2 separate regions of the Homo sapiens genome follow, and region 1 is linked to region 2. Evidence: read pairs that join two places in POLR2A ChIA-PET (ENCODE). Cell type or tissue: PC-9. All regions are shown on one strand. Each heading gives the region's core, and the rest is flanking DNA. Links, peaks and the distances in the headings are about the cores only.

Evidence for each region. ChIA-PET counts read pairs that join two places held together with the same protein. Peaks named below come from ENCODE experiments on the same cell type or tissue, not always from the same donor. Only the 100,000 strongest peaks of a DNase experiment are listed, where the experiment ranks them.
Region 1: POLR2A ChIA-PET joins it to region 2 with 10 read pairs; 2 of 35 experiments call an interaction of 5 or more read pairs at or near these places.

Annotation. Positions count from the first base shown.
Region 1 is chr7:99,575,168-99,591,461 of GRCh38, reverse strand. It overlaps ZNF655 (zinc finger protein 655), which reads right to left. Exons shown (of 3, transcript NM_138494.3): 3 at 15,009-16,294. Among named protein-coding and RNA genes, the nearest start is that of TMEM225B, 15 kb to the left of the region's middle. In PC-9, for the core only: no CTCF peak of the experiment used is centred there; no DNase peak of the experiment used is centred there; H3K27me3 peaks cover 2,588 bases.
Region 2 is chr7:99,949,074-99,965,367 of GRCh38, reverse strand. It overlaps LOC124900245 (small nucleolar RNA SNORA40), which reads right to left and starts at 13,335; the gene lies at 13,210-13,335. In PC-9, for the core only: no CTCF peak of the experiment used is centred there; DNase peaks (open chromatin) are centred at 9,947 and 11,497; H3K27ac peaks cover 1,398 bases; H3K27me3 peaks cover 1,215 bases.

The sequences.
Region 1 (16,294 bases), core at 6,007-14,006, 370 kb after region 2:
CACCCTGTGATATTATTTATAATACGTAAAAGATATTACTTATAATATCACAGTGGGTGAAGACGCTGTGTGTACACCCTGTGATATTATTCATAATATCTGGAAGATGTTACTCCTAATATCACCGTGGGCATACACCCTGTGATGTTATTCATAATAAAAGATATTACTCCTAATATCACAGTGGGTCAACACCTGGTGATATTATTTGTAATATCTAAGGGAGACATTACTCCTAATATCACACTGGTTGTACAACCTGGGTGTACACCCAGTGATATTATTCATAATACCTAAGAAAGATATATTTGTAATATCTAAAAAAGATATTACTCCATATATCAAAGTGAGTGTACATCCTGTGATATTATTTATAAGATCTAAAGAAGACAGTACACCTAATATCTCAGGGGGTATATACCCTGTGTGTAAACCCAGTGATATTACTTGTAATATCTAAGGGAGATATTACTCCTAATATCACAGTAGATGTACTCCCTTTGTGTACAACCTGTGATATTATTTGTAATATCTAACGGAGCTATTACTCATAATATCACAGTTATTCTTTGTAATATCTAAGGAATATATTACCTCTAATATCACAGTGGCTGTATATCCTGTGTGTAAACCCAGTGATATTATTCGTAATATCTAAGGGAGACCTTACTCGTAATATCACAGTGGGTGTACACTGTGTGTAAACCCTGTAATATTATTTGTGAAATCTAAGGAAGATATTACTCCTAATATCACAGTGGGTGTACATCCTGTTATATTATTCATAATATCTAAAGGAGATATTACCTTTAATATCACAGTGGGTGTACAGGCTGTGATATTACTCATAATACCTAAGGGAGATATTTCTCCTAATATCACAGTGGATGTACACCCTGTGATATTATTCGTAATATGTAAGGGAGATATTACACCTCATATCACAGTGGGTGTACACCCTGTGATATTATTCATAAAATCTAAAGGAGATGTTACTCATAATATCACAGTGGGTGTACACCTTGTGATATTATTCATAATATCTAAAAGAGATATTACTTCTAATATCACGGTGGGTGTACACCTTGTGATATTATTTGTAATATCCTAGGGAACTAGTTCTATTAATATCACAGTGGATGTACACTCTGTGATATTATTCAATTATTTGTAATATCTAAGAGAGATATTACTCTTAATATCGCAGTGGGGGTACACCCTCTGTGATATTATTCATAATATCCAAAGGAGGAGATAATATTACCTTTAATAATGCAGTGGGTGTACACCCTCTGTGATATTATTCATAATATAAAAGAAAAAAGATGATATTACTACCAATATCACAATGGGTGAACATCCTCTGTAATATTATTTGTAATATCGGAGGGAGGAGATGATATTACCTCTAAAATCTCAGTAGATGTACAGCTCTCTGATATTATTTGTAATATCCAAGGGAGGAGATATTACTCCTAATGTAACAGTGGGTGTACACCCTTTGTGATATTATTCATAATATTAAAGGGAGGAGATATTACCTGTAATATAGCAGTGGGTGTACACCTTCTGTGATATTATTCATAATATCCAAAAGAGGAGATGATATTACCTGTAATATCACAGTGGGTGTACACTCTCCAAATATTATTCATAATCTCCCATGGAGGAGATGATATTACTCCTAATATCACTGGAAGTGTAAACCCTCTGTGATACTATTAGTAATATTTAAGGGGAGAGATATTACTCCTAATATTGTAAACATCCTGTGTGTACACCCTCTGTGATATTATTCGTAATATCCAAGGGGAGAGATGACATTACTTGTAATATTGTAAACACCCTGTGTATACATCCCCTGTGATAATATTTGTAATATCCAAGGGAGGAGGTGATATTACTCCTCATATCACAGGGGCTGTACACCCTCTGTGATTATATTCGTAATATCCAAGGGGAGAGATATTACTTGCAATATTTAAACAGTCTGTGTGTACACCCTCTGTGATTATATTCGTAATATCCAAGGGGAAAGGTAATATTACTCCTCACATCACAGGGGCTGTACAGCCTCTGTGATCATATACTTAATATCCGACTGGGGATTACTCCTCACATCAAAGGGGCTCTACACCCTCTGTGATAATATTCATAATATACAAGGGGGGAGGTGATATTGCTGCTCACATCGCAGGGGCTGTACACACTCTGTTATAATATTAGTAATATCCAAAAGGGGAGGTGATATTACTCCTCACTATGCAGGGATTGTACACCCTCTGCAATAATATTTGTAATATCAAAGGGCGGAAGTCATATTACTGCTCACAATGCAGGCTCTGTACACCTTCTGTGACATTAGGAGTAATGTCCAAGGGAGAGGTGATATCACTCCTTACATCACAGGGGGTGTACACCCTCTGTGATAGTATTTATAATATCAAAAGGGGAAGGTGACATTACTCCTTACATCGCAGGGGGTGTACAACCTATGTGATATTATTCGTAATATCCAAAGGAGGTGATATTACTCCTCACATAGCAGAAGCTGTTCACCCTCTGTGATATTATTCATAATATCCAAGGGGGGAGGTGATATTACTTTTCACATCGCAGGGGGTGTGCATCCCCTGCTATATTATTCATAATATCCAAGGAAGGATGTGATATTACTCCTCACATTGCAGGTGCTGTACACTCTCTCTGATAGTATTCATAATATCCAAAAGGGGAGGTAATATTCTTCCTAATATCCAGGGAGGGAGAAGATATTACTCCCAATATCACAGGATGTGTACAACCCCCCTGTGATATTGTTTTTAATATCAAGAGGGGACAGGATGATATTACTCACAATATCGCAGGGAGTATACAACCCCCATGTGATATTGTTCCTAATATCCACAGGAGGAGAGAATGACATTACTTCCAACAACTCACAGTGTGTACACCCCACTGTGATATTGTTCCTTATATTCAAATTTGGAGAGGATGATATTACTCCAAATATCACAGGGGGATGTACACCCCCGCTGTGATATTTTTCCTAGTATCTAGGGGGGCAGAGGATGATATTACTCCCAATATTGCAGGAGGTATACACCCCCACTGTGATATTCTTCCTAATATCCAGACGGGGAGATGATGATATTGCTTCCAATATCACAGGGGTTGTACACCGCCCTGTGATATTGTTCCTAATATCCAGTGAAATAGAGGCTGATATTAGGGGAAAGAGTATGACATTACTGCCAATATTGCAGGGACTGTACACCCCGCCTGCGATATTGTTCCTAATAGCCAGTGGGAGAGAGGATGATATTACTCTCAATATTGCACCCCACTGTCATATTGTTACTAATATCCAGTGGAAGAGAGGATGATATTACTCTTAATATTGCAGGGGATGTACACCCCTCTGTGATATTGTTCCTAACATCCAGGGGGAGAGGATAATATTATTCCCAATATCATAGGTGGTGTACACCCCCTCCCCATGATTTTGTTTCTAATATCGAGAGGGGCAGAAGATGATATTACTCCCAATATCGCAGGGGATGTACATCCCCCCTGTGATATTGTTCCTAATATCCAGGGGGGGTGGAGGATATTATTACTCCCATTATTGCAGGGGGTGTATTCCCTCCTTGTGATATTGCTCCTAATGTAATGGAGAGGAGACGACAATATTACTCCCAATATCGCATGGGGTATACTCCCCATGCTGTGATATTGTTCCTAATATCCAGGAACAGAGAAGATGATATTACTCCAAATATGGCAGGGGGTGTACACCCCCCTGTGATATTGTTCTTCATATCCAGGGGAGGAGAGAATATTACTCCTAATACCGCAGGAAATGTACAACACCCCCCCCCATGATATTGCTCCTAATATCGTGGGTGGAGAGGAGGATATTACTCCCTGTAAAGCAAGAGGTGTACATCCCCCTTGTGATATTGTTAACAATATTCAGGGGGAGACGATATAATGTCAATATCTCAGGGGGTGTACACCCCTCGTGTGATATTGTTCCTAATATCCAGTGGAACAGAGGATGATATTAATCCCAATATCGAAGGGGGTGTACATCCTCCCTGTGATATTGTTCCTTATATGTAGGGGGGGAGAGGATGATATTACTCCCAATATCGCAGGGGGTGTACACCCCCCGTGTGATACTGCTCCTAATATCCAAGAGAGGGAGTATGACATTATCCTCAATATTGCAAGGGGTTTACACCCCCTTTGTGATATTGTTCCTAATATATGCAGGGGGAGATAATAATATTACTCCGAATATCATAAGGGATGTACACACCCCCTGTGATATTATTCCTAATATTCATGAGGGGAGAAGATATTACTACCAATATCGCAGGTTGGGGGAATAACCCTTTGTGATATTGTTTCTAATATCCACGGAGGAAGAGGATGATATTAATCCCAATACCACAGGGAGTGTACACCCCCCTGTGATGTTGTTCTTAATATCCAGAAGTGGAGAGGATGATACTACTTTCAATGTCGCAGGGGGTGTACACAACCCTGTAATATAGTTCCTAATATCCGGGAGGGGAGAGGATGATATTACTCCCAATATCACAGTCGGTGTACAACCCCCTGTGATATTGTTTCTAATATCCAGGGTGGGGAGAGGATGATATTACACCCAATATCGAAGGGGGTGTAAACCTCCTCTGTGATATTGTTTCTAACATACAGCTGGAGAGAGAATAATATTACTCCAAATATCACAGGGGGTGTACGTCCTCCCTGTGATATTGATCATAATATCCAGGTGGGAAGAGGATGATAGTACCCCCAATATCGCAGGGGGTGTACACCCCCGGTTTGATATTGTTCCTAATATCCAAGGGGGTAGAAGATATTACTGTCAATATCGCAGGGGGTGTACACCCTGCTGTGACATTGTTTTTAATATCCAGAAGGGGAGACAATATTACGCCCAATAGCATAGGGGGTGTACACCCCCGTGAGATATTGTTCCTAATATCAAGGGGGGGAGAGGATGATATTACTCCCAATATCAGAGAAGGTGTACACCCACCCTGTAATATAGTTCCTAATATCCATGGGGAAAGTGGATGATGTTACTTCCAATGTCGCAGGGGTTGTACACCACCCCTGTGATATTGTTTCTAATATCCAGAGGGAGAGAGGATGATATTATTTTCAATATCGCAGGGGATGTATACCCTCCTTGTAATAGTCTTCCTAATATCCAAAGTGGGTGATGACAATATTACTCCAAATAGGGCAGGGGGTGTATACCCCCCGGTGATATTTTTCCTAATATCCAGAAAAGAATAGGAAGATATTATTTCCAATATCACAGGGTGTGTACATCCCCCTGCGATATTGTTTCTAATATCCACAGGGGAGAGGATGATATCACTATATCGCAGGGGGTGTACATTCCCCTTTTTATATTAATATATCCAAAAGGGGAGATGATTATATTACTGTCAATATCATAGCAGGTGTACACCACCCGTGTGATATTTTTCCTAATATCCAGTGGAAGAGAGAATATTAATCCCAATATCAAAGGAGGTGTAAACCCCTTCTGTGATATTGTTCCTAATATCCAAGGGAAGAGAGGATAATATTACTTTCAATATCTCAGGGGGTGTACCCCCCCTCTGTAATATTGTTCCTATTATCCAGTGGGGGAGAGGTTGATATTACTGGGGGAGTACACACACCCTGTGGTATTTTTCCTAATATCCAGGGGGAAGAGGATTATATTACTCCCAATATCGCAGGGAGTGTATACCCCCTTTGTGATATTGTTCCTAATATTTAGTGGGGATAGGATGATATTACTCCCAATATGGCAAAGCGTGTACACACCCCCTGTGATATTGCTTCTAATATCAAAGGAGAAGAAAATTGTATTATTCCCAATATCGCAGGAGGTGTACACACCCCTTGTGGTACTGTTCCTAATATCCAATGGGGAAGACAATAATATTACTGTCAATATCACAGGTGGAGTATACCTTCCCTGTGATATTGTTCCTAATGTCCAGAGGGAAAGAGAATGATATGACTTCCAATATCGAAAAGACGGTACACTCCCCCGTGATATTGTTCCTACTATCCAGTAGGGAAGAGGATGATATCACTCCCAATATCGCAGGGGGTGTGAACCCTCCTTGTGATATTGTTCCTAATATCCAGGGCGGGAGATGACAATATTAATCTCAATATAGCAAGGTTGTACACCCCAGTGTGATATTTTTTTCAATATCCAGGAGAAAAGAGGATGATATTACTCTTAATATCTCAGGGGTTGTACACCTCCCTGTGATACTGTTCTTAGCATCCAGTGGGAAAGAGGATGATATTATTCCCAATACCGCAGGGAGTGTTCACCCCCCTGTGATATTGTTCGTAATATCCAGGAAAGAGAGGATGATATTACTTCCCATATCACAGAAGGTGTACACCCCACTTGTGATATTGTTAATAATTTGCAGGTGGGGAGACAATTATATTACTGTCAATATCACAGGGTGTACATTCCCCATGTGATATTACCTCTAATATCCAGTGGAAGAGAGAATGATATTAATCCCAATATCAAAGAAAGTGTACACACACTCTGTGATTTTGTTCATAATATCCAGAGAAGGAGAGGATGACATTACTCCCAATATCGCAGGGGGTGTCCACCCCCTTTGTAGGTGTTCTTCCTTCCTAATACCCAGGAGTGAAGAGTATAACATTATTCTCAATATCGCAGGGGGTGTACACCCCCAGTGTGATATTCTTCCTAATATACAAGGGTGGAGAGGATAACACTACTCCCAATATCGTAGAAGTTGTACACCCCCACTGTGATATTGTTCCTAATACTCAGGTTAGGAGAGGATATTACTCCCAATATCTCAAGGAATGTACACCTTGCCTGTGATATTGTTCTTAATATCCACTGGGAAAGATGATGCTATTACTCCCAATGTCGCAGAAGGTGTACAACACCCCTGTGATATTGTTTCTAATATGTAGGGGGGGAGGAAATGATATTGCTCCCAATAGTGTGAGAAGTGTACACCCCCCATGTGATATTGTTCCTAGTATCCAGAGGGGGAGAGGATGATATTACTCCCAATATCGCAGGGGGTGTACAACCCCCAGTGAGATTGTTCCTAATATCCAGGAAGTAGAGGATATTACCACCAATATCGCAGTTGGTGTACACCCCCTCTGTAACATTGTTCCTAATTTCCAGTGGGGGAGAAAATATTACTCAATATCGAGGGGGTGTACACCCTCCCTGTGATATTGTTCCTAATATCCAGAGAGAGAGAGGATGATATTACTCCCAATATCACAGAGCGTGTACACCCCCCCACCGTGATATTGTTCCTAATATCTGGGAGCGGGGGAAATGATGATATACTGCCAATATTGCAGGGGTGTACACCACCCCTGTGATATTGTTTATAATATCCAGGGGGGAGAGGATGATATTGCTCCCAATATCGCAGAGGGTGTACACACACCCCTGTGATAGTCTTCCTAATATCCAGAAGAGGACAGGATGATATTACTTTCAAAATCGCAGGGGTTGTACACATCCCTGTGGTACTGTTTTTAATATCAAGGGAAGGAGAGGATGATATTACCCCAATATTGAAGGGGGTGTACACCCTCCATTGATATTGTTCCTGATCTCCAGGGGAAAAGAGGATATTACTTTCAATATTGAAGGGGGTGTACACCCCCGTGATATTGTTCCTAATATCCAGGGAGGAGAGGAAAATATTACTCCCAATATCGCAGGGGGTGTATACCTCCCCTGTGATACAGTTCCTAATATCCAGGTTGGGAGAGGATGATATTTCTTCCAATATCGCAGAAGGTGTACACCTCCCCTGTGATATTGTTTCTAATATCCAGGGAGGGAAAAGATGATATTACTCCCAATATCGCAGGGCATGTACATCCCCCTTCGATGTTATTCCTAATATCCTGGGTAGGAGAGGATGTTATTATTCCCAATATCCCAAAGGGTGTACACTCCCACTGTGATATTGTTTGTCATATCCACAGGTGGAGAGAATGACATTATTCCCAATATCGCAGAGGGTGTACACCCTCACTATGATATTGCTTTTAATATCCAGAAGGGGAGAGGATATTACTCCCAATATCGGAGGGGGTGACCACCCACTCTCTGATATTATTTCTAATACCCAGAAAGGGAGAGGATGATATTACTCCCAATATCACAGGGAGGTTATATTTCCCTTGTGATATTGTTTTTAATATCCAAGGGGGGAGGCGATGATAATACTGTCAAAATCGCAGGGGGTGTACCCCCCACCCCGTGATATTGTTCCTTATATGCAGGGGGGAAAGAGGATGATATTACTCGCAATATTGCAGGAGGTGTACACCCCACCCCATGATATTGTTTCTAATATTTAGGTGGGGAGAGGATTATATTACTCTCAATATCACAAGGGGTATACACCCTCCCCCATGATATTGTTCCAAATATCCAGATGGGGAAAGGATGATATTACTCCCAATATCGCAGAAGGTGTACACCACCCCTGTGATATTGTCCCTAATAATTATGGTAGGAGAGGATGATGTTACTCCCAATATCGGAGAGGGTGTACAACCCCCATGTGATTTTGTTCCTAATATCCAGGAGAAGAGAGGACAATATTACTTCCATTATCACAGGGGTTGTACGCCCCCACTGTGATATTGTTCTTAATATCCAGGAAAAAAGGGGATGATATTACTCCCAATATCACAGGGGGTGTACACCTGCACTGTGATATTATAACTAATGTCCAGGGTAGGAGAGGATGATATTACTTCCAATATCGCAGGGGGTGTACACCCCCCCGTGATACTGTTCCTAATATTAAGGATGGGAGAAGATGATACTATGCCCAATATCGCAGAGAATGTACACCTCGCCCCCCGTGATATTGTTTCTAATATCCAGGGGGAAGAGGATGATATTATTCCCAATATTGCAGGGGGTATAAACCCCACTTGAGACATTTCCTAATATCCAGGGGGAGAAAGGATGACATTACTCCCAATAGCGCAGGGGGTGTACACCCCTACTTTGACATTGTGGTTAATATCAGGGAAAGAGAGGATGATGTTAACCCCAATATCGCAGGGAGTGTACACCCACCCTGTGATATTGTTTTTAATATTGGGGGGGGAGACAATATTACTCCCAGTTTTGCAAAAGGTGTACACACATCCAGGGTGGTAGAGGATGATATTACTTCCAATATTGCAGGGTATCCTCCTTCTGATATTGCTCCTAATATCCAGAAAGGGAGACGACAATATTATTCGCAATATCGCAGAGGGAGTACACTCCCCTATCATATCGGTGTACTTTTTTTTTGTGGGGCAGAGGGGCGGGAAATGGAGTCTAACTGTGTCGCCCAGGCTGGAATGCTGTGGCACAATTTCAGCTCACTGCAACCTCCACCTCCCAGGTTCAAGCAACTGTCCCACCTCAGCCTCTCCGAGTAGCTGGGACCACATGCACACACCATCAGACCCGGCTAATTTGTTTTTCATTTTTAGTAGAGACAGGGTTTCACCATATTGGCCAGGCTGGTCTCAAACTCCTGACCTCAAGTGATCTGCATGCCTCAACCTCCCAAAGTGCTGGGATCACAGCCGTGAGCCACCGTGACTGGCCCCAACTTCATTTTCTTTAAATGGCCATACACCTGATAATGGTGGGACAGCAGACTGAAATCAAAATGTTATAAATCTTTTAACTTCCATTTCTCTTAACAGGTGGCTGACCTGTCCATTGTATCCACTCTCAGAGTTTATGCCTTGGGTAGAAAAATGCCACTTTCCTAACGATGAAGGAGAGTGTGAGTAGGACAAGAGTCCACTCTTCTTGTACTTGGCTCATGGGACATACTTGGCTGGGTTCGTGCATTTATTCATTCACACATTTACCTAGCTTCTCCAAATGCCAAGCAAGTTAACAGGTGCTGGTATAACAGATCCTCACAATAGAGCTAGACAGCACTGCTGCAGATTTGTTCCACACAGCGAGAGAGGAAACAGGCTTTACTGACATGGGCTACAGCTTGAGGTTACAAAGAAGAAAAAAACAAAATGTCATGGCCAGACACAGTGGCTCACACCTGTAATCCTAGCATCTTGGTAGGCCAAGGGGAGAGGATAGCTTAATATCAGGAGTTCAAGACCAGCCCAGGCAACATAGTGAGACCCTGTCTCTAAAAATAAATAAATAAATAAATAAATAAATAAATAAATAAATAAATAAATAAAGCCGGGCGTGGTTGTGTGGGCCTGTAGTCCCAGCTACTTGGGAGGCTGAGGTGAGAGGATCACCTGAGCCCATGAGGTCGAGGCTGCAGTGAGTTATGATCATGCCATTGCACTCCAGCCTGAGCAACAGAGTGAGACCCTGTCTCAAAAAAAAAAGGTGGGGGGTGGAGAAAGGGAAGGAAGAGAGGGAAGGAGGGAGGGAGGGAGGACAGAAGGAAAGAAGGAAGGAAGGAAGGAAGGGAAAAAAAAAGTCACTAGTCTTGCACCACAACGCTTCTAAGTGTAAGGCTAATCTTGTCCATCTGATCTGAGAGCATGGTCAGAGGGACAAATAAACTCTAAATTTTGTCTAAGCCACAAAGATCAGCCGGCTAGATTAGCTCCTCCCCCTTGCTCTTCCGAGGCCCCTGCCCTGGGGCGGACAAATGGAGTCTGGGGACCTCTCCGTGGGCTGGATCCAATCTCCGATGCTGCTGCAGCGCCAAAATCTCGACACATTCACAACACGATGCTAGAGACGGGCAGTCACTTCAGGAAAGGGAGAGAGAGGGCAGGTACAAGGGCAATGGTAGGCGGAGCTTTCCCAAGAAGGGTGCCCAACCGAGAAGGCGTTAGAAGCTGCGTTCTTTCTCCAGGAGGGGATGGACGAAAGCAAAGACCCCTGACCGTGACTGCAGGAACTCTGCCAGGCCCTTAGAAACCGGCGGCGGGCCCCGCCCCTGCGATCAGAAGCCCCGCAAGCTGGGCCCCGCCGCCAACTGCGTTTCCAGCCGCTACGGGGCCGACCCCTCCTCCGTTCTCCGCACTGGGGCGCACAGCTAGCCCACCCACCCTAGGGGGCGCATGGAAACCGCGTGGTCCGCTGCGCGCACTTCGGAGTCTCTGGGCGGCTCGGAGGCCTCATTTCGATCGCGGTCCCTCCAGGAGCCGCCCCGGTCCAGAGAAGGATAGGATGTGGACTCCCCAAGGGAGGACTGCAGGAAGATGGAACGGGATTTCTTCACCTGCCCTTCATCGCCTAAGTGGGCCTAGACTCTAACTGGCTGTCCCTTCCGTGTCATCGCCACGGTCCCCATGTGAACCCCGTTTGTCCTCCCCTCTTCCTGCCCTATGTCGCCTCCCCCCACTCCACCTCCTTTCGTGACCACTGGCCGGGTTGACCCTGCGGGGCCCGCGCTCTTCACCCACAGGCCAGCCTGTCCTCCTCTCCCTGTGTGCACCCCAACATCTCCCAGCTTGGCCTGGAGCGTGTATTAGGTTGGTGCAAAAGTAATTGCTGTTTTGCAATTTTTTAAATGGCAAAACCGCAATTACTTTTGCACCACCTATAAATAGGCAGGGGGAACGGGCAAGAAAAGCCTTAGAGAAGGGGCCAAGAGCCAACCACCTAGCCGGCCAGGAGTATGGGTTTGCCAGAGGCATGAGATGTATTGAAGCAGAAAAGGAAGAAAAAAGATTAAGGAGACAAATTGTTCGTGATAAGGGGTTTCCTGATAAACTCAGAAACAGCAACTACCAGTTATGGAGCACTTAAACTGACACTATCTCATTAATCCTCACAACGGTCCTGTGCAGGTGGTGGTTTTGTTTTTTACCATCCTAAATGCCAGAGCTGCACTTGGTATGTAACAAAGGCAGCATTTGAACCCTGGCCTGCTCATACCAGAGCGAGGGCATCTAACTGCACCCACAAAGGACAATGGAGGAAGACTGTGTCATTGTAATATGAGCAAATGGGGAAAAGACAAAACAAATGCTTTCATTATGCCCAGGTTGTAAATGTATAAACATAAATGAAACACACATACAAGAGGCTAACCGTTTTTGTTTTTTGTTGTTGTTGTTTTTTTAAAGGCAAGAGTCTCACTCTGTCGCCCAGGCTGGAGTGCAGTGGCGCAATCTCGACTCACTGCAACCTCTGCTTCCCAGGTTCTAAGCGATTCTCCTCCTTCAGCCTCCAGAGTAGCTGGGATTACAGCACCACCACGCCTGGCTAATTTTGTATTTTTAGTAGAGACGGGGTTTCACCATGTTGGCCAGGCTGGTCTTGAACTCCTGACCTTGTGATCCACCCGCTTCAGCCTCCCAAAGTGCTGGGATTACAGGCGTGGGCCACCACACCCAGCCATAGCTAACAGTTTTCTAAAAACAGAGAGTAAATAGGAAGTGTCCACAAAATAAAGCTTTAAATGTATGTAGTTTCTTTATTTGTAAAGGGTGCCATTTGTTTGAAATCGTTCTTACACTCTTGGATTAAAACACCGGTTCCTTCACACACTTGTATTTTGAAGGGAATATAAAATGTGATTCCCTCACACCTGTAATCCCAGCACTTTGGGAGGCTGACGCGGGTGGATTACCTGAGGTCAGAAGTTTGAGACAAGCCTGGCCAACATGGTGAAACTCCGTCCCTACAAAAAATACAAAAATTAGCCAGGTGTGATGGCAGGTGCCTGTAGTCCCAGCTACTCAGGAGGCTGAGGCAGGAAATACTTAAACCTGGGAGGCAGAGGTTGCACTGAGCCAAGATCACATCACTGCACTCCACCCTGGGCGAGAGAGCAAGATTCTGTTTGAAAAAAAAGAAGAAAAAAGTGGTTTCATATGATACAAATGTTAGAAAAAGGACAGATGTCAGTTTGCTGACTCCAGCAGAGTTACCTTTCGGGTGCTAGTTCCCACCACAGCCCAGGATGCCAATGTTTTCTCTAGTTACATGTTAAGATCTCCAAATCCAGGGCATCCCTCCTGAAACAATGCCAGTCCTACACTGCTAAATGTTTACTGAATGAATGGATGAATGAAGGCAACATTTTTAGATGTGGGAATCCTATAGTGCTTGGTTCTCTAATCCCTAGGGGCCTCCTTTGAACTTGGTTCTTCAACCTCCTCAGTTGCCCACATACTACATCCTACAGTGAGGCATTTCTCCATACCTCACTTATTACCTGGAAAGTGCCATACTCTCACATGCAGGCCTTGACATGCTAGCTCTTTTGCTAAAACTCTCCGTGCCCCTCTCCCCGTGTTCCCCACCTGTCATCTACTTCTATCCACCCTTTTGCTCAGGCCAAAAACCTAGGAATTTTCCCATTACCACTTTGCTCCACTGCTATAACCAGAGGTGATAGTGACTCTTAGCAAGGATACATGCCCACCAGCAAGTTCTGGTTATCAGAAAAATATTAAGAGTAAATTTGGTCACGGTGTAATGGAAATGCAAATCTAGTGATGGCAGCAGCGGTATCTTGACAGGACATATGAAATTTGAGAGCTTTGACCTGTGACCTGCCATTGTCAAAACTGTCCAACCCTGTTTCAGAGCAGGGGTTTGACTAGCTCCCTAAAAAAATCTCAGGATATTCTCTCCTAGTATCCCAGAGAGCTCTCGGAGCACTTGAGATCAGTTGCAAACTAATGACAGTGAGTCATCAGCGATGTACTAGGGAATGAAGAGCTATCAAACTTCTCTGGGTTTTGAGATCTGTGTAATACCAACATCACTTTGGGGTATATTGTTGTTTTTTGTTTTTTTGTGTTTTCTTGAGACAGAGTCTCACTCCGGAGTGCAGTGGCACAATCTCGGCTCATTGCAACCTCTGCCTCCCAGGCTCAAGCTATTGTTGCGCCTCAGCCTCCCAGGTAGCTGGAATTATAGGCACGCAACACCATGCCTGGCTAATTTTTCTATTTTAAGTAGAGACTGGGTTTCGCCACATTGGCCAGGCTGGTCTCCAACTCCTGACCTCAAGTGATCTGCCCGCCTCAGCCTCCCAAAGTGTTGAGATTACAGGCGTGAGCCACTGCACCTGGCCTGGGGTATGTTTACTAAAATATTCCTTTGTAAAATGAAGCTAGCTGCTTTGCAGAATTGAGAATAAAGTTTAGATATGTACAAACATACGTGTGTGTAGGTAGGTGGAAAGACAGAAGATAAAAGTGCCCTCTACTATCGTATTTCTCTTCTCTCCCCTTTCAAGACCAAAATGACTCAGAACACAAACTCATGTATCAGGCCAATTAAATATCTGCTTAAAGGATTGCCCTAAAGGACTATTTTGAGTCCGCCTTTTTTAAAGTGTTTTACTTATTTAAAAAATATGGCTGGGCACAGCGGCTCACGCCTGTAATCCCAGCACTTTGGGAGGCTGAGGCAGGCAGATTACCTGAGGTCAGGAGTTTGAGACCAGCCTGGCCAACACAGTGAAACCCGGTCTCTACTAAAAATACAAAAATCAGCCAGGCAAGGTGGCAGGTGCCTGTAATCCCAGCTACTTGGGAGGCTGACACAAGACAATCGTTTGAACCCAGGAGGCGGAGGTTGCAGTGAGCCGAGATCACGCTACTGCACTCCAGCCTGGGTGACAGAACGAGACTGTCTCAAAAAACAAACAAACAAACAAAAAGTTATTCCTAGTTCTACTGAAACCTCGAACTATTTAGTCTTATTTTATATACCAACAACTTCCCAATCAAATCCCCTTTAAGTCCCAAACATTCAGCTTTTGTTCCAGAGGTCTGTGGAAAAGCAAGCTTTGTTATCAATGCAAAGGAAAGTGATCCATTCTTGCTGTGAAGCAAGTTCCAGGGAGGAAAGGAGTTGCAGCCAGAGATGTGATTCCAACATTCCCAAACGCTTCTGTCTGAGACCTTCAGATTTTGTTTGAAACAAATTCTCAGAATACCAAACACACCTTTATTCAAGTGGAAGTACAAAAGCACATTCCTAAACCAAACGCATACATGTGATTTTTACATATTCTGCTTTTTAGGGATTACATAATCCTGTTTCAGTCACCATACGTGACTACTGGTCTCTATACATAAGGGTATACATGTTTGACAGGAAAAAACACATGCATTTTTCATTTGCTTTTACATTTAGATCAATTCATTTATATATCAATTTCATTTAGATTCCTACCTTGCCTTGATGAAATCCTACTCTTGCTGATGGCAAAGAAGTAAAATATAGTGGCAGAACTATCCTAGAGGTTAGCCATAGGAGGATTATAGAGTGAGCAACATATTTTTATATATTTGTTGAGGGTCCCTACTGAATATTATAACACTGAACTATGAAAGCCTCAATTGCTGGACTGACAACAAGAATTTTAAATAACATTTGTCTTACTCACAAAATGTTATAAAGCTTAAGATGGAAAAATACAAAATGTTTTGACATTACCTAAAGAATCATGAACTCTTGTTAGGTATATGATGGTGGCCCTGAACTTGAGCCAACATCTGTAATCACTTTTATCAGTCAAAAAGCCATGTTCTTTTATATAGCCTGTAGACTATTAAAATACAAAAATGTGGTAATGGATAAACAACTATACACAAAGCCCTCACACTTCAAATACTGTCCTGGATTGATGAGAGAGGAGCAGAATTCAAACATTTATCTGCAATCCTAATGGTTAAAATTTTACCAGGAACAGACCTGCCACTCTCTTGAAATACTGTCTCTGAGATTAACATACGAACAGCATCATCTCTGTTGGAAGGCTACATTCCCTTATGATGCTGATTTGTGTGTGTGTGTGTGTGTGTATGGTTTTTTGTTTTTGTTTTTTTGTGTTTTTTTGAGAGAGAGTCCTGCTCTGTCGCCCAGGCTGGAGTGCAGTGGTGCAATCTCGGCTCACTGCAACCTCCGCCTCCCAGGTTCAAGCAGTTCTCCTGCCTCAGCCTCCTGAGTAGCTGGGATTACAGGCGCGTGCCACCACACCCGGCTAACTTTTGTATTTTTAGTAGAGACGGGGTTTCACCATGTTGGCCAGGATGGTCTCGACTGCCTGACCTCGTGATCCATCCGCCTCAGCCTCCCAAAGTGCTGGGATTACAGGTGTGAGCCACCATGCCCGGCCTGTGTATCTTCTTTATGTTTACCCTACCAAGAGCAGACCTGAGCATTTTGCTGGCCGTAGAGGTATATAAAAGAACTCTAAGCTTAGGC
Region 2 (16,294 bases), core at 5,532-13,531:
AATATCCCAAGGGTTGTACACCCCTCTGTGATATTTTTCATAATATTTAGGGGTGAAGAGGATGATATAAATGCAAATATCACAGGGGGTGGTCACTGTCTTGTGATATTGTTCGAAATATCCAAGAGGGGAGAGGATGAAATTACTCCCAATATCTCAGCGGGGGTACACCCCTCTGTGACATTCCTTGTAGTATTCAGGGGAAGAGAGGATAATATTACTCCCAATGTCGCTTTGGGTATTCATTCCCCTGTGATATTGTTTGTAATATCCAGGAAAGGAGACGATGACATTACTTTTAAAATCTAAGGGGTGTACACACCTCTGTGATATGGTTCATAATATCCAGGGGAAGAGAGGATAATATTACTCCCAATATCACAGGGGGTGTACACCCGCCTGTAATATTGTTCGTAATATTCAGGGTGGAAGAGGATGAAATTACTCCCAATATCGCAGTGGGTGTGTACCCCACTGTGATATTGTTTGTAGTATCCAGTCAAGGGGAGGATGATATTACTCCCAATACCGCAGGAGATGTACACCACTCTGTGATATTGTTCGCAGTATCCAGAGGGGGAGTGGGTAATATTATTCCCAATATCGCAGTAGGTGTACACTTCCCTGTGATATTGTCTGTAATATCCAGGGAAAAAAGAATGATATTACTCCCAAAATTTCAGGGAATGTACACCCTCCTGTGATATTGTGCATAATATGCAAGGGGGAAGAGGATGATATTACAGCAAATATCACAGGGGGTGTACAAGCCCCTGTGTTATAGTTTGTAATATCCAGAAGGGGAGAGGATAATATTACTTCCAAATCACAGGGGGTGTACACCCCCCTGTGATATTGTCCGTAATATCCAGGGGGGAGAGGATGATATTATTCCGAATATCGCAGGGGTGTACACTCTGCTGTGGTATTGTTCGCAATATCCGGGGAGGAGGATGATATCAATCCCAAGATGGTAAACACCCTGTGTGTACACCACCCTGTGATATTGTCCATAATATCCGGGGAAGGGGGGAGAAAATAATATTACTCCCAGTATCGCAGGGAATGTACACTCCCCTGTGATATTGTTTGTAATATGCGGGGGGGAGGGGAGAATATGATACTACTTCCAATATCGCAGGGGGTGTAAACCCCCCTGTAATATTGTTCGTAATATTCTGGGAGGGGAGAGGATGATATTACTCTCAATATTGCAGGGGGTATACACCACCCTCTGTGATATTGTTCTTAATATCCAGAGGAGGAGAGGATGATATTATTCCCAATATCACAGGGAGTGTACTCTCCCTTTGGGATATTGTTCCTAATATCCATGGGAAGAGAGGATAATATTACTCCCAATATCGCAGGGAATGTATATCCCCCCCTTTGATATAGTTTCTAATATCCAATTTGGGAGAGGATATTAATCCTAATATCGCATGGGGTGTACACGCTCCCTGTGATATTGTTCCTAATGTTCAGGTTGGGAGAGGATGAGGTTGTACACCGCCTGAGATATTGGGAGTAGTGTCATCCTCTCTTCCCGTTGATATTAGGAAGAATTTCACAGGAGGGGTGTACATCTTCTGTGCTTTTGGGAGTAATATCATCTTCTCCTTCCCTGGGTATTAGGAGCAATATCTCGGGGGGGTGTACATACTCTGCAATATTGGGAGTCATATCGTGTTCTCTCACCCTGGACAGTAGGAACAATATCACAGGAGGGGTGTACACCCCCTGCGATATTAAGAGTAGTATCATTTTCAGGCCGGGTGCGGTGGCTCACGTCTGTAATCCCTGCACTTTTGGAGGCAGAGGCGGGAGGATCACGAGGTCAGGAGATTGAGACCATTCTGGTAAACACGGTGAAACCCCGGCTCTACTAAAAATATAAAAAATTAGCTGGGCGAGGGGGTGGGCGCCTGTAGTCCCAGCTACTCGGGAGGCTGAGGCAGGAAAATGGTGTGAACCAGGGGGGCGGAGCCTGCAGTGAGCCGAGATCGCACCACTGCACTCCAGCTGGGGCGACAGCGAGACTCCGTCTCAAAAAAAAAAAAAAAAGTAGTATCATTTTCCCTTCCTGGATATTAGAAACAATATCACATTTGGGGTGTAAAACCCCTGCTATATTGGAAGTAATATCATCCTCTCTTTTCATGGTTATTAGGAACAATATCACAGGGGTGTATACACCTTCTGCGATATTGGGAGTAATATCATCCTTTCCCCACCTGGATGTTAGGAAGAATATTGCAGGCGGAGGGTACACCCCCTGCGATATTGCCAGTAATATCATCTTATTCCTTCCTGAATATTAAAAATAATATCTCTGGGGGGGTGTACACCCCCTTCAATATTGGGGGTAATATCATTCTCTTTCCCCCGGGATATTGGAAAGAATATCACGGGGTGGTGGTGTACACCCCCTGCGATATTGGTAGTAGTATCAACCTCTCACCCCTAAATATTAGGAACAACATCACAAAGGGGGTGTACACCCCCTGAGTTATTGGGAGTAATGTCATTGTCTATCCCCTGGATATTAGGAAAATTAACACAGGAGGTGTGTACACCTCCTGCAATATTGGGAGTAATATCAACCTTTCCCCACCAGGATATTAGGAACAATATCATGTGGGGGTGTACACCTCTTTCCATATTGAAAGTAATATCATCCTCTTTTTTCCTGGATATTAGAAACAATATCACAGGAGGTTGTACACCTCCTGCGATATTGAGAGTAATATCATCCTCTCTCCTTCTGGATATTAAAAACAATATCACAGGCAGGGTGTACACCCCCTGCAATATTGGGAGTAATATCATCCTCTCTCCACTTGGATATTAAGAACAATGTCACAGGGGGTATGTACCCCCCCTGCGATATTGAAAGTAATATCATCTTCTCTTTACCTAAATATTAGGAACAATGTCACAGGGAGGGTGTATACCCCCTGCGATATTGACCATAATATCATGCTCTTTCTTCTTGGATATTAGGACCAATATCACAAGGGGGGTGTACACCCTCTGCAATATTGGGAGTACTATTATCCTCTCCCCACCTGGATATTAGGAACAATATCACAGAGAAGGTGTACACCCTCTTCGATATTGGGTGTAATATCATCCTCTCCCTACTTGGAACAATATCACGGCATTGGGGGGAGGCTGTACACTTTCTGCGGTATTGACAGTCACATCATCCTCTCACCCCCTGGATATTAGGAACAATGTCACAGAAGGTGTGTACACGCCCTACGATATTGGTAGTAATATCCTCTCTCCACCTGGATATTAAAAACAATGTCACAGGGGGTATGTACACCCCCTGCGATATTGGGGGTAAAGCAACCTTTCCTTCTTTGGATATTACATAAAATATCACAGAAAGGGTGTACACCTCCCGCGATATTGGGAGTAATATCATCCTCTCCCCACTTGGATATTAGAAACAACATGATGGGGGTTGTACACTTCCTCCGATATTGGGAATAATATAATCCTCTTTTGCCCTCGATATTAGGAAAAATATTACATTAAGGGTGTACACCCCCTTCGATATTGGGAGTAATATTATCCTCTACCCCCCCGATATTAGGAACAATATTACCAGAGAAGTGTACACCCCCTGAGACATTGGGATAATATCCTCTCCCCGCCTGGATTTTAGGAACAATATCACAGTGGGGGTGTATACCCCCTGCGATATTAAGAGTAATATTATCACAGGGAGGTGTACACTTTTTGAGATATTGGGAGTAACATCATCCTCTCGCCCCCGAATATTAGAAACAATATTACGGAGTGGGGATACACTCCCTGCGACATTGGGAGAAATATCATCCTCTTCCCTCTGAATATTAGGAACAAAATCACAGAGGGTTGTATATTCCTTGCGATATTGGCAGTAATATCCTCTCTGCCCCTGGATATTAGGAACAATATCACAGAAGGGGTGTATCCCCCTTCGACATTGGGAGTAATATCATCCTCTCTGCCGCTGGATATTAAAAACAATATTAAAGGGGGGTGTAAAACCCCTGCGATATTAAGGTAATATCATCCTCTCCCCCCCCGGATATTAGGAACAATATCACAGGGGGAGTGTACACCCCCTGCTATATTGAGAGAAATATCATACTCTCCTCAAATGGATATTAGGAGTAATATCACAGGGATGGGGTGTACACGTTCTGCTATATTGGGAGTAATATCATCCTCTCCCTACCTGGATATTAAATACAATATCACAGGGGGTGTTACCCCCCCTGCAATATTGGGAGTAATATCATCCTCTCCCATTCTGAATATTAGGAACAATATCACAGTGGGGGTTGTACACCCCCTGTGATATTGGCAGTAATGTCATTCTCTCCCGCTTTGAATATTAGGAACAGCATCACGGAGGTTGCACACAACCTGCAATATTGGGAGTAATGTCATTTTCTCTTCCACCTGGACATAAGAACAAATATTACAGGGAGGAATACACCTTCTGCGATATTGGAGCAATATCATCCTCATTTCCCCTGGATATTAGGAAAGATATTACAGTGGGGGGTGGACACCCCTGCGACATTGGGAGTAATATTATCCTCTGCCCCGTTGGATATTAGAAAAAACATCACAAAGGAAGTGTACACCCCCTGCTATATTGGGAGTAATATCATCCTCTCCCCCCTGGATATTAGAAACAATATCAAGGGGGAGAGTACACCACCTTCGATATTGGGAGTAATATCATCCTTTGCCCTTCTCGATATTAGGAACAATATCGCAGTGTGGTGTACACTGCCTGCGATATTGGAAGTAGTATCATACTCTTCCTCCCTCGATATTATGAACAACATCACAGGGTTGTGTACCCCCCTGCAATATTGGGTTTAATATTGTCCTCTCTTTCCCTAGATATTACTAACAATATTACCAGGGAGTGTACACACAGGGTGTTTAAAATATTAAACTTGATGTCATCCTCTCCCCCCCGGATATGGCAAGCAATATCACATGGAGGTGTACACCCCCTGTGATATTCGAAGTAATATAATCCTCTCCCTCCCTGGATATTACAAAAAATATCACAGCGGAATGTACACCCCCTGCGATATGGGGAGTAATATCTTCCATTTCCTCCATAAATATTATGGACAATATCACAGGGGCATGTGAACCACCCGTGATGTGGGAAATAATGTCATCCTCTCCCCTTCTGAATATTACAAACAATATTACAGGGGGGTGTACACACCTTGTGATATAGGAAATAATATTATTTTCTCCCCCTCTGGATATTACAAACAATATCACGGAGAGGTAATATCATCCTCTCCCCCACTGGATATTATGAACAATAGCACAAGGGGATGTACACCCCCTGTGATATGGGGAGTAATATCATGCCTTCCCCCCTGCATATTAGGAACAATATAATAGGGGGGTGTACATCTTCTGCGATATGGGGAGTAATATCTTCCTCTCCCTCCCTAAGTATTACAAACAATATCACAGGGGGATGTCCACTCCCTGTGATATGGGAAGTAATGTCATCCTCTCCCCTTCTAAATATTACAAACAATATTACAGGGGGGTGTACACACCTTGCGATATATGAAATAATATTATTTTCTCCCCCTCTGGATACTATGAACAATATGAAAGTGGGATGTATACCCCCTGCGATATGGGGAGTAATATCATTCTCTCCCCTCCTGGATATTACGAACAATATTACAATCGGGTGTACACCCTCTACGATATGAAGAGCAGTAATCTCCTCTCCCCCTTGGATATTAGGAACAATATTACAGGGGATGTACACCCCCTGCGATATTGGGAGTAATATCATCCCCTCCCCTCCTGGATATTACGAACAATATCACAGACGGTGTACACACAGGGTGTTTACCATATTGGGAGTAATATCATCTCCCTTCCAGGAGATTACGAACAAAATCACAACGGGGTGTTTACCCCCTGTGATATTGGGAGTAATATTATCCTCTTCCCTCCTGGATATTATGAACAATATTACAGAAGGGTGTACACCCTCTGCGATATTGGGAGTAACATCACTCTCTCCCTTTCTGAATATAATGAACAATATCACAGGGAAGTAACATCATCCTCTTCCCCCCTGGATGTTACGAACAATATCACAGGAAGGTGTACACTCCTTGCAATATGGGGAGTAATATCATCCTCTTTCCCCTGGGTATTACCAACAATATCACAGGAGGGTTTACACCATCAGCGATATAAGAAGTAATGTCACCCTCTCCCTCCAGGGATATTATGAACAATATCACGGGGGGGTGTGCCCCCTCTGCCATATAAGGAGTAATGTTATCCTCTCATTCCCTGGATATTACAAACAATATCACAGGGGGATGTACATACCCTGCGATATGGGGAGTAATATTATCCTCTCCCCACTGAATATTATGAACATTATCACGGGGCAGTGTACACCCTCTGCCATATGGGAAGTTACATCATCCTGACCCTCATTGGATATTTTGGAGAATATGACTTGTGGGTGTGACCATCCTGCAATATGGGCAGTAATATCATCCTCTCCCCTTCTGGATATTACAAACAATATCACAGGAGGGTGTATACTGCCTGCGATATCGGGAGTAATATTATCCTCCCTCCTAGAATATCACAGAGGAGTGTACACTCCCTGCGATATTGGGAGTAATATCACCCTCTCCCCTCCTGGATATTACGAACAATATCACAGATGGTGTACACACAGGGTGTTTACCATATTGGGAGTAATATCATCTCCCTTCCTGGATATTATGAAGAATATTACAGGGGGGTGTACACCTCCCTGTTTATGGGAGTAATATCATTCTCTTCCCCTTGGATATTAGAAACAATATCACAGGTGGGTGTACAACCCCTGCGATATGGGGAGTAATATTATATTCTTTCTCCCTGGATATTATGAACAATATCACAGAAGGGTGCACACCCCCGGTGAAATGGGGAGTAATAGCATCCTCTCCCCTCCTGGATATTACGAATAATATTATAGGAGGGTCTATATCCTCTGCCATATGGGGAGCAATATCATTTCTTCCCCTCTGGATATTACAAACAATATTACAGGGGGTTGTACACACCCTGCGATATAAGGAGTAATATCATTCTCTCCCCACCTGGATATTACGAACAATATCACAGAGGGGTGTACACCTTCTATGATATAAGGAGTAAAATCATCTTTTTTTCCCTGTGGATATTAGGAACAATGTCACAGACAGTGTACACACACAGTGCTTACGATATCGAAAATAGTATCATCTCCCCCCTGAATATTACAAACAATGTCACGGGGGGGTCCATCCCCTGTGATATTGGGAGTAATATCATCTTTTCCTCCCCTAAATATTAAAAACAATATCACAGGGGAATGTATACCTCCTGCGATATTGAAAGTAGTATCCTCCTCTCCCCCACTTGGTATTAGGAACAATATTACAGGAGAAGTATACACCCCCTGCGATATTGGGAGTAATATCGTCCTCTTGCCCCTGGATATTAGGGACAATATCACAGGGGGGTATACATCTCCTGCAATATTGGGAGCAATATCATCCTCTTCCTCCCTGGATATTACAAACAATATCACAGGGGGTGTACACACCCTGCGATATGTGGAATAATGTCATCCTCTCTATTCTGGATGCTACGGGCAATATCACAGGGGATTGTACCTCCCCTCTTCTAATATCATCCGCTCTTCTGTTGAATATTATGAACAATATAACATCTGGTGTACAAAGTGACATGCTATTTTAAGGTGGCTGAGAAATTATTAAAGGAGATCATTTTTCTCTCTGCCCCTGAAAATTATAAATGATATCACAGGGGAGTGTATGTTCCCTGAGATATTGGGAGTAATATTATCATCTCTGCCCCTTAATATTACGAACAATATCAGCGGGCGTATTACGAACAATTTTATGAACAATATCACACCCCCTGTGATATTGCTCATAATATTCACAGGAAGGGAGGATGATATTACTCCCAGTATTGCAGGGGGTGTACATTCCCCTATGATATTGCTTTTACTATTTAGGGGAGGAGAAGATGATATTACTCCCAATATCGCAGGGGATGAACCTCCCCCCGTGATATTGTTTGTAATATTCAGGCGGGAGAGAATAATATTCTTTTTTTCCCTTAATATTATGAACAGTATCACAAGGGCGTGTACACCCCCTGCAATATTGGGAGTAATATCATTGTTTCTCCTCATGTATATTTCAAAAAATATCATGGGGGGTGTACACTCCCGTGATATTTGGAGTAATATCACCCTCTTTCCCCTTGGATATTATGAAAAATATCACAGGGGGGGCTGTACACCCCCCTGGGATATTGGAAGTAGTATCATCCTCTTCCCCTCTGGAGATTAGGAACAATATCATAGGGGAGTGTACACCTCCTGTGACATTGGGAGTAATATCATCCTCTCTTCTGTTAAATGTTATGAACAGTATAACATGGGGTGTACAAAGTGACATGCTATTCTAAGGTGACTGAGAAATTATTAAAAGAGATCATTTTTGGCAATGAGACTCTTTGGGTTGGGGCCTCTTCAATTTGCACTTGGATTTGGTCCTACCTGTGGGAGAATCTAACAGTGGTCCTCCTTTGGGGGAGCAAGCAGTGACTGTCGAAGGAACCACATTGGGTTCTCTGGACTCCTTTATCATCCCTGATGCCTAGTCTATGCTCATGGCCCAGCCCTACCCCCAGGTCACCTCCCTTGTCAGGCTCCTGTGTCCCCCACACCCACTTGCTGTTTCATGCTGACCTGGTTAGAAACACTCTTTTTTTTTTTTTTTTGAGATGGAGTCTTGCTCTCTCACCCAGGCTGGAGTGCAGTGGCGTGATCTTGGCTTACTGGAACCTCCATCTTCTGGGTTCAAGTGATTCTCCTGCCTCAGCTTTGTGAGTAGCTGGGATTACAGGTGTCTGCCACCATGCCAAGCTAATTTTTGTATTTTTAGTAGAGATGGGGTTTCACCATGTTGGCCAGGCTGGTCTCAAACTCCTGACCTCAGGTGATCCACCAGCCTCAGCCTACAAAAGTGCTGGGATTACAGTAGTGACCGACCTCCCCTGGCAGAAACATTCTTTTGACCGCCTCTTGGCAAGCTCTTAGGTCTTCACATCTCTGATACATCATTCCCTACGGGGGTTTTTCTCTGGGTGACTCAGTGGCTCTGTGCCCCTCTCCCCAACCCTGACACCTGTCCAGGACTTCAGTTTTCTGAGGTTTCCTCCCCCTTGTCCACCCCACTCCTCTTTCCTGTTACAGATGAGGCCAGATCCCATTTTTAATGTTCTTTAGCCCTGACCTGCTCACACGAGCTTTTGGTTTCCTTATTGACCTAAGCTGTTGATTCTTTATCCTTTTATTTGTTGAGGGTGTCATCCTTTTTGAATTGAAAAATACAGTTGCTGTATTTTTCCCTCTTGATTGAGCTTTCTTCCCTGGGGCTCTATATGTTCAGATAGAACTTTTTGCCCCAGAAGAGGAAATGCGGATTTCATTAGTCTGAAGAAGTAATTTCTCAGCTTTGATTTCCAAGTTGAACCCAAAGCATTAAGAAAAAAAAAAAAAAGCGGGTGGTGGGGAAGGATAACTTCAAATTTAGGCTTTCCAAAAAGATGAGATGTTTGACTTAGAATTCTGAAGGCTGGGAATGATTTCCTTAAGGAGCCCAGCTTGGAGGATGGACTTTGGAATAATCCAGAGTGGGAGGCTGAGGACAGGATGTAAGGAAAGTTCTGTGCCACGGGAAGGAAAAGCACAGACACAGGCAGGTGAGGTTTCATGAGAAGGTCAAGGTGAGAGCTCTGCTGTGTCTTTTGCGGTTGAAACCTGTGCATGGCGGTTGGTGACTCATTTGAGGAAACTCACTCCCTGGGACTTGGAGGGGATCTGACAACCCCAGGGCCAATTCCTGTATCCTTGAGCTGTGCCCTGGAGAGCTGAGGGTTCTCAAACAAGCTCTGGATGTGTGAGCCAAGACCAACATGGTGTGGAGATGCGGAGCGGCTGGAGTGAAGGGCCGGGTCTCCCAGGAAGCCAAGGAGTGTGGGGAAACTGAGGCACAGAAGACGCTTGGGTTTGTGTAAAAGAGTTTTCAGGCCGGGCGCTGTGGCTCACGCCTGTAATCCCAGCACTTTGGGAGGCTGAGGTGGGTGGATCACCTGAGGTCAGGCGTTCAAGACCAGCCTGGCCAACATGGTGAACTAAACACACTAAACACACAAAACACACTAAAACACACAAAAATTTCTACTAAACACACAAAAATCAGCCGGGTGTGGTGGCGGGCGCCTGTAATCTCAGCTACTCAGGAGGCTGAGGCAGGAGAATTGCTTGAACCTGGGAGGCGGAGGTTGCAGTGAGCCGAGATTGCACCACCGCACTCCAGCCTGGGTGACACAGCAAGACTCCATCTCAAAAATAAATAAATAAATAAATAAATAAATAAATAAATAAATAAATAAATAGAGTTTGCAGAATTCTGAGTAGCTCTGTGCCCCATTGCTCCCCCTCCACATCTGGCCAAGACTTGGATCTTCTGAGGTTTCCTCCCCTTCTTCTACCCCTACCCATCTCTCCTGTCATGACGCCAGAGCTCACATTCAAATCTTCCTTTGCCCTGGCCTGCTCATGTTGCCCTTTGCTTTTTTTAAAAAAATTGAAATGTTCCTCCTGTCATGTGCTATTCTTTATTTGCTCAAAGTATTCGACATTACTGTGAAATGTCACTGGCTGGGCAATTTCCTCCTGAGCGCTTTGGCTTATCTTCTCTGACTAAATGGAATAAACCTGTTCAAATCAGTATTTTTACATATTGCTCATCCAATATTGTACAGGAAAAATACTAATATGGGGCCAGGTGTGGTGGCTCACGTCTGTAATCCTAGCACTTTGGGAGGCCAAGGCAGGCAGATTACGAGGTCAGGAGATCAAGACCATCCTGGCTAACATGGTGAAACCCTGACTCTACTAAAAGTACAAAAAAAAAAAAAAGGGAAAATACTAATATGGGGCTAGGCATGGTTGTTCATACCTGTAATGCCAGTGCTTTGGAAGGCTGAAGTGGGAGGATCACTTGAGTCCAGGAGTTCGAGACCAGCTGGGCAACATATTGAGACCCCTGTCTCTACGAAAACCAAAAAAAAAAAAAAAAAAAAAATGAGCCAGGCATAGTGGTGCATGCCTGTAGTCCTTGCTACCGAGTAGGCTAAGGAGGAAGGATTGCTTGAGCTCAGGAGTTCGAGGCTGCAGTGAGCTATGATTTCGCCACTGCACTCCAGCCTGCAATGGCCTGAATTTCCTGTTCAGATCTTTTATGAACCAAATACTACACAACTGTAGTCATGATCTTCTTGGCTGGAGAGAGGCTGGCTGTCACCCAGGGCCACAGGGTGATTAGGTAGAATGAAAAGAGAGTCACCAACTCAAGACAGTAGCACAGTGTCCTTGTGGTTTTGGCTGGTGTAGTCTAAAATCTGAATTATGCAAAGTGTATTTGATCTTGCATCACATCAGGAAAAAGCCCAGTAATCTATTTCATCATGGGGTGTGGAGAAGTTGCTGGAACCATTTCTAGACACAGATTTTGGTTCTCCAGAGGCCAGCAAGTTAGCTTCACTAAGCTTCGGGGCCCACAGTGGGAAGAGATGTCCTGCTGAGGCTCAGCGTTGACTTCACTCTTGTGGAGCAAAGCTGTAGGAACTAAGGGCTTTATGCTAATTAAAAGATGAGGCCAGGTGCAGTGGCTCATACCTGTAATGGGGTCTTGCTATATTGCCCAGGCTGGTCTCGAACTCCTGGGTTCAAGCCATCCTCCCACCTCAGCCTCCTGAATCACTGGGATTAAAAGTGTGAGCCACTGTGCCCAGCCTCCCTTTTAATAGAACTGGTGCTTAATCCACAGCTCTCCTGTCAGCCCACAGTTCTTGAATTTTGGCCTCTTTTATGTCCACATGAATGTAAATATACTTCAGAATTTCCACCCAGAATCTTTGGAATCTAATTTCTTCAATCATTTTACTTTAGAGTCATTTTTAGGGTAAGTGAATCTGCCTGGTTTTCAACTTGACACCCTCTCTAAACGTGAATGAGTTCAAATCATATTCGTTCCTGAGGAATCACACTCAAGCATAGTACAAATCTGTGGGATATGCCATTACAACTCTAGGAATCATGTTCTCAAGGTAAAAGCCTTTAAGAAAAGCTGTCTTGACATATCATGTAAGCATGACAATGGAATACTAAACCAACATAGCTGAGATTTTCCTTATGTCCTATGCTTTTAAATGATCAACCCTACAGTCCTGGAACCAACCTTTATGGTTATCAATACCTCCATTATTTTAAACTATCTCAGGTATCATATTCCTTCTTTTTTTTTTTTTTTTGAGACGGAGCCTCTCACTGTCACCCAGGCTGGAGTGCAGTGGCGCAATCTCGGCTCATTGCAAGCTCCACCTCCAATGGAATACTAAATCAACATAGCTGAGATTTTCCTTATGTCCTATGCTTTTAAATGATCAACCCTACAGTCCTGGAACCAACCTTTATGGTTATCAATACCTCCATTATTTTAAACTATCTCAGGTATCATATTCCTTCTTTTTTTTTTTTTTTTTGAGACGGAGCCTCTCACTGTCACCCAGGCTGGAGTGCAGGGGCGCAATCTCGGCTCATTGCAAGCTCCACCTCCAATGGAATACTAAATCAACATAGCTGAGATTTTCCTTATGTCCTATGCTTTTAAATGATCAACCCTACAGTCCTGGAACCAACCTTTATGGTTATCAATACCTCCATTATTTTAAACTATCTCAGGTATCATATTCCTTCTTTTTTTTTTTTTTTTGAGACGGAGCCTCTCACTGTCACCCAGGCTGGAGTGCAGTGGCGCAATCTCGGCTCATTGCAAGCTCCACCTCCTGGGTTCACGCCATTCTCCTGCCTCAGCCTCCCGAGTAGCTGGGACTACAGGCACCCGCCACGACCCCCGGCTAATTTTTTGTATTTTTAGTAGTGCCGGGGTTTCACCATGTTAACCAGGATGGTCTCGATCTCCTGACCTCGTGATCCACCCGCCTCGGCCTCCCAAAGTGCTAGGTTTACAGGTGTGAGCCACCATGCCTAGCTTTCCTTCTTATATGTATCAAAACTCATACTGAAAAATGAGTTCTGGGTTACAAAAGAGGGTTTATTTTTTGCACCTGCCTTTGAATCAGTCCTTAAGCTTAACCTTTAACTTCCAAGGAACTACTTTTTTTTTTTTTTTTTTTTAGATAGAGTCTCGCTCTGTCACCCAGGCTGGAGTGCAATGATGCAATCTCGGCTCACTGCAACCTTCGTCTCTTGGGTTCAAGTGATTCTCCTGTCTCAGCCTCCTGAGTAGCTGGGATTGCAGGCATGTGCCACCATGCCCTGCTAACTTTTGTATTTTTTGTAGAGACAGGGTTTCTCCATGCTGGTCAGGCTGGTCACGAACTCCTGACCTCAGGTGATCCACCTGCCTCAGCCTCCCAAAGTGCTGGGATTACAGGCATGAGCCACCGTGCCAGGCCCCATCCCTGGTTATTCTTATTCAGTAAAATTTGCAACCTCCTAGGAAGAAAGGATTTTGAAAACAAAACTCTTTTTTAAAACTTTTATTTTAGGTTTGGGGGTACGTGTGAAGATTTGTTACATAGGTAAACATGTGTCATCGTGGTTTGTTGTATATATTATTTCATCACCCAGGTATTAAGCCCAGTACCCAACAGTTGTCTTTTCTGCTCCTCTCCCTCCTCCCACCCTCAAGCAGACCCCAGTGTCTGTTGTTTCCTTCTTTGTGTTCATAAGTTCTCATCATTTAGCTCCCACTTATAAGTGAGAACGTGTGGTATTTGGTGTTCTGTTGCTGCATTAGTTTGCTAAGGATTATAGACTCCAGCTTCATCCATATTCCCTCAAAAGACATGATCTTGTTCTTTTTTATGGCTGCATAATATTTCATGGTGTATATGTACCACAGTTTCTTTAGCCAATCTGTCACTGATGGGCATTTAAGTTGGTTCCATGTCTTCACTGTTGGGAGCAAGCCCCCCAAAATCTGGCCATAATCTGGCCCCAAGACTGGTCATAAACAAAATCTCTGCAGCACTGTAACATGTTCATAATGGCCCTAACGCCCAAGCTGGAAGGTTGTGGGTTTACAGGAATGAAGGAATGAGGGCAAGGAACACTTGGCCTGCCCAGGGCGGAAAACCGCTTAAACGCATTCTCAAGCTGCAAACAATAGCATGAGCGATCTGTGTCTTAAGGACGTGTTCCTGCTGCAGTTAACTAGCCCAACCTATTCCTTTAATTTGGCCCATCCCTTTGTTTCTCATAATGGATACTTTTAGTTAATTTAATATCTACAGAAACAATGATAATAACTGGTTTGCTGTTACTAAATATGTGGGTAAATCTCTGTTTGGGGCTCTCAGTTCTGAAGGCTGTGAGACCCCTGATTTCCCACTTCACACCTCTATATTTCTGTGTGTGCATCTTTAACTCCTCTAGCGCCGCTGGGTTAGGGTCTCCCCAACCGAGCTGGTCTCGGCACTTCAGTATTGTAAATAGTGCTGCAATGAACACTCATGTGGATGTGTCTTTGTTTTTTTTTTTTTTGGAGACGGAGTCTAGCTCTGTCACCCGGGCTGGAGTACAGTGGTGCAATCTTGGCTCACTACAACCTCTGCCACCTGGGTTTAAATGATTCTCCTGCCTGGGCCTCCTGAGTAGCTGGGATTACAGGTGTGAGCCACTGTGCCCAGCTAACTTTTGTATTTTTAGTAGAGCCCAGGGTTTCATCATGTTGGCCAGGCTGGTCTTGAACTCCTGACCTCAGGTGATCTGCCTGCCTTGGCATCCCAAAGTGCTGGGATTACAGGCATGAGCTACCACGCCTGGCCCATGTGTCTTTATGGTAGAATGCTTTATGTTCCTCTGGGTATATACTCAGTAATGGGATTGCTGGGTCGAATGGTAGTTCTGCTTTTAGCTCTTTGAGGAATCGCCATATTGCTTCCCACAATGATTGAACTAATTTACATTCCCAGCAACAATGTGAAAATGTTCCCTTTTCTCTGCAACCTTGCCAGCATCTGTCATTTTTTGACTTTTTAATAATAGCCATTCTGACTGGTATGAGATGGTATCTCATTGTGGTTTTGATTTGCATTTCCCTAATGACCAGTGATGTTGAGTTTTTTCATATGTCTGTTGGCCGCCTGTATGTCTTCTTTTGGGAACTGTCTGTTCCTCTCCTTTGCCCACTTTTTCATGGGGTTGTTTGTTTTTCTCTCATAAATTTGTTTAAGTTCCTTATAGATGCTAGCTATTAGACCTTTGTCAGATGCACAGTTTGCAAATAAAACAAAACTCTTAATGTCTTCACTTGCCAGATATTTGTGCTTAGGTTGGTGTTTGAGTCTTAGGAGTAATATCATGTTTTGCCACAAGAAGGAGCCTATGAGTGGGCTGGAAGAGAAAAATCAGATTTGCAGCCGCTGAAGTCAGTAAACAGTTTCTTTGGATATATTGTAAATAGTAAGAGAACCAGACATGACATTCATAAGTATTCCAAAACCAAGTAAAATTATTTTAAAGCTCTAACGTTTTGCAACTTTTCTTCCCGTCTTAAGAGTTCATCTGCCCAGTCTAATGATTGTAGAATTCTTACTTCTAGTCTTTTTTTTTTTTTTTTGAGATGGAGTTTCACTCTTGCTGCCCAGGCTGGAGTGCAATGGTGCTATCTTGGCTCACTGCAACCTTCGCCTCCTGGGTTCAAGCCATTCTCCTGCCTCAGCTTCCCGAGCAGCCACAATTTCAGGGATGCGCCACCACACCCGGCTAATTTTGTATTTTTAGTAGAGTTGGGGTTTCTCCATGTTGGTCAGGCTGGTCTCGAACTTCTGACCTCAGGTGATCTGCCCACCTTGGCCTCCTAAAGCGCTGGGATTACAGGAGTGAGCCACTGTGCCTGGCCATCATTTATCTTACTTTTAGCATCCTCATCCCAAATTCCTGGTGTCCCCATCCCTACCATCCATTTGTAATAATTCTCCATTGTTTTCCTCTCCTTGAATCCCACTTTCTGAGATCAGTGCAACCTGGGCTTAGAGCTTCAACCTCCTCCATCTGATTTTTTAAAAGAGTAACTCCTAATAAGGATTTTACCCAATATAGTGAGCA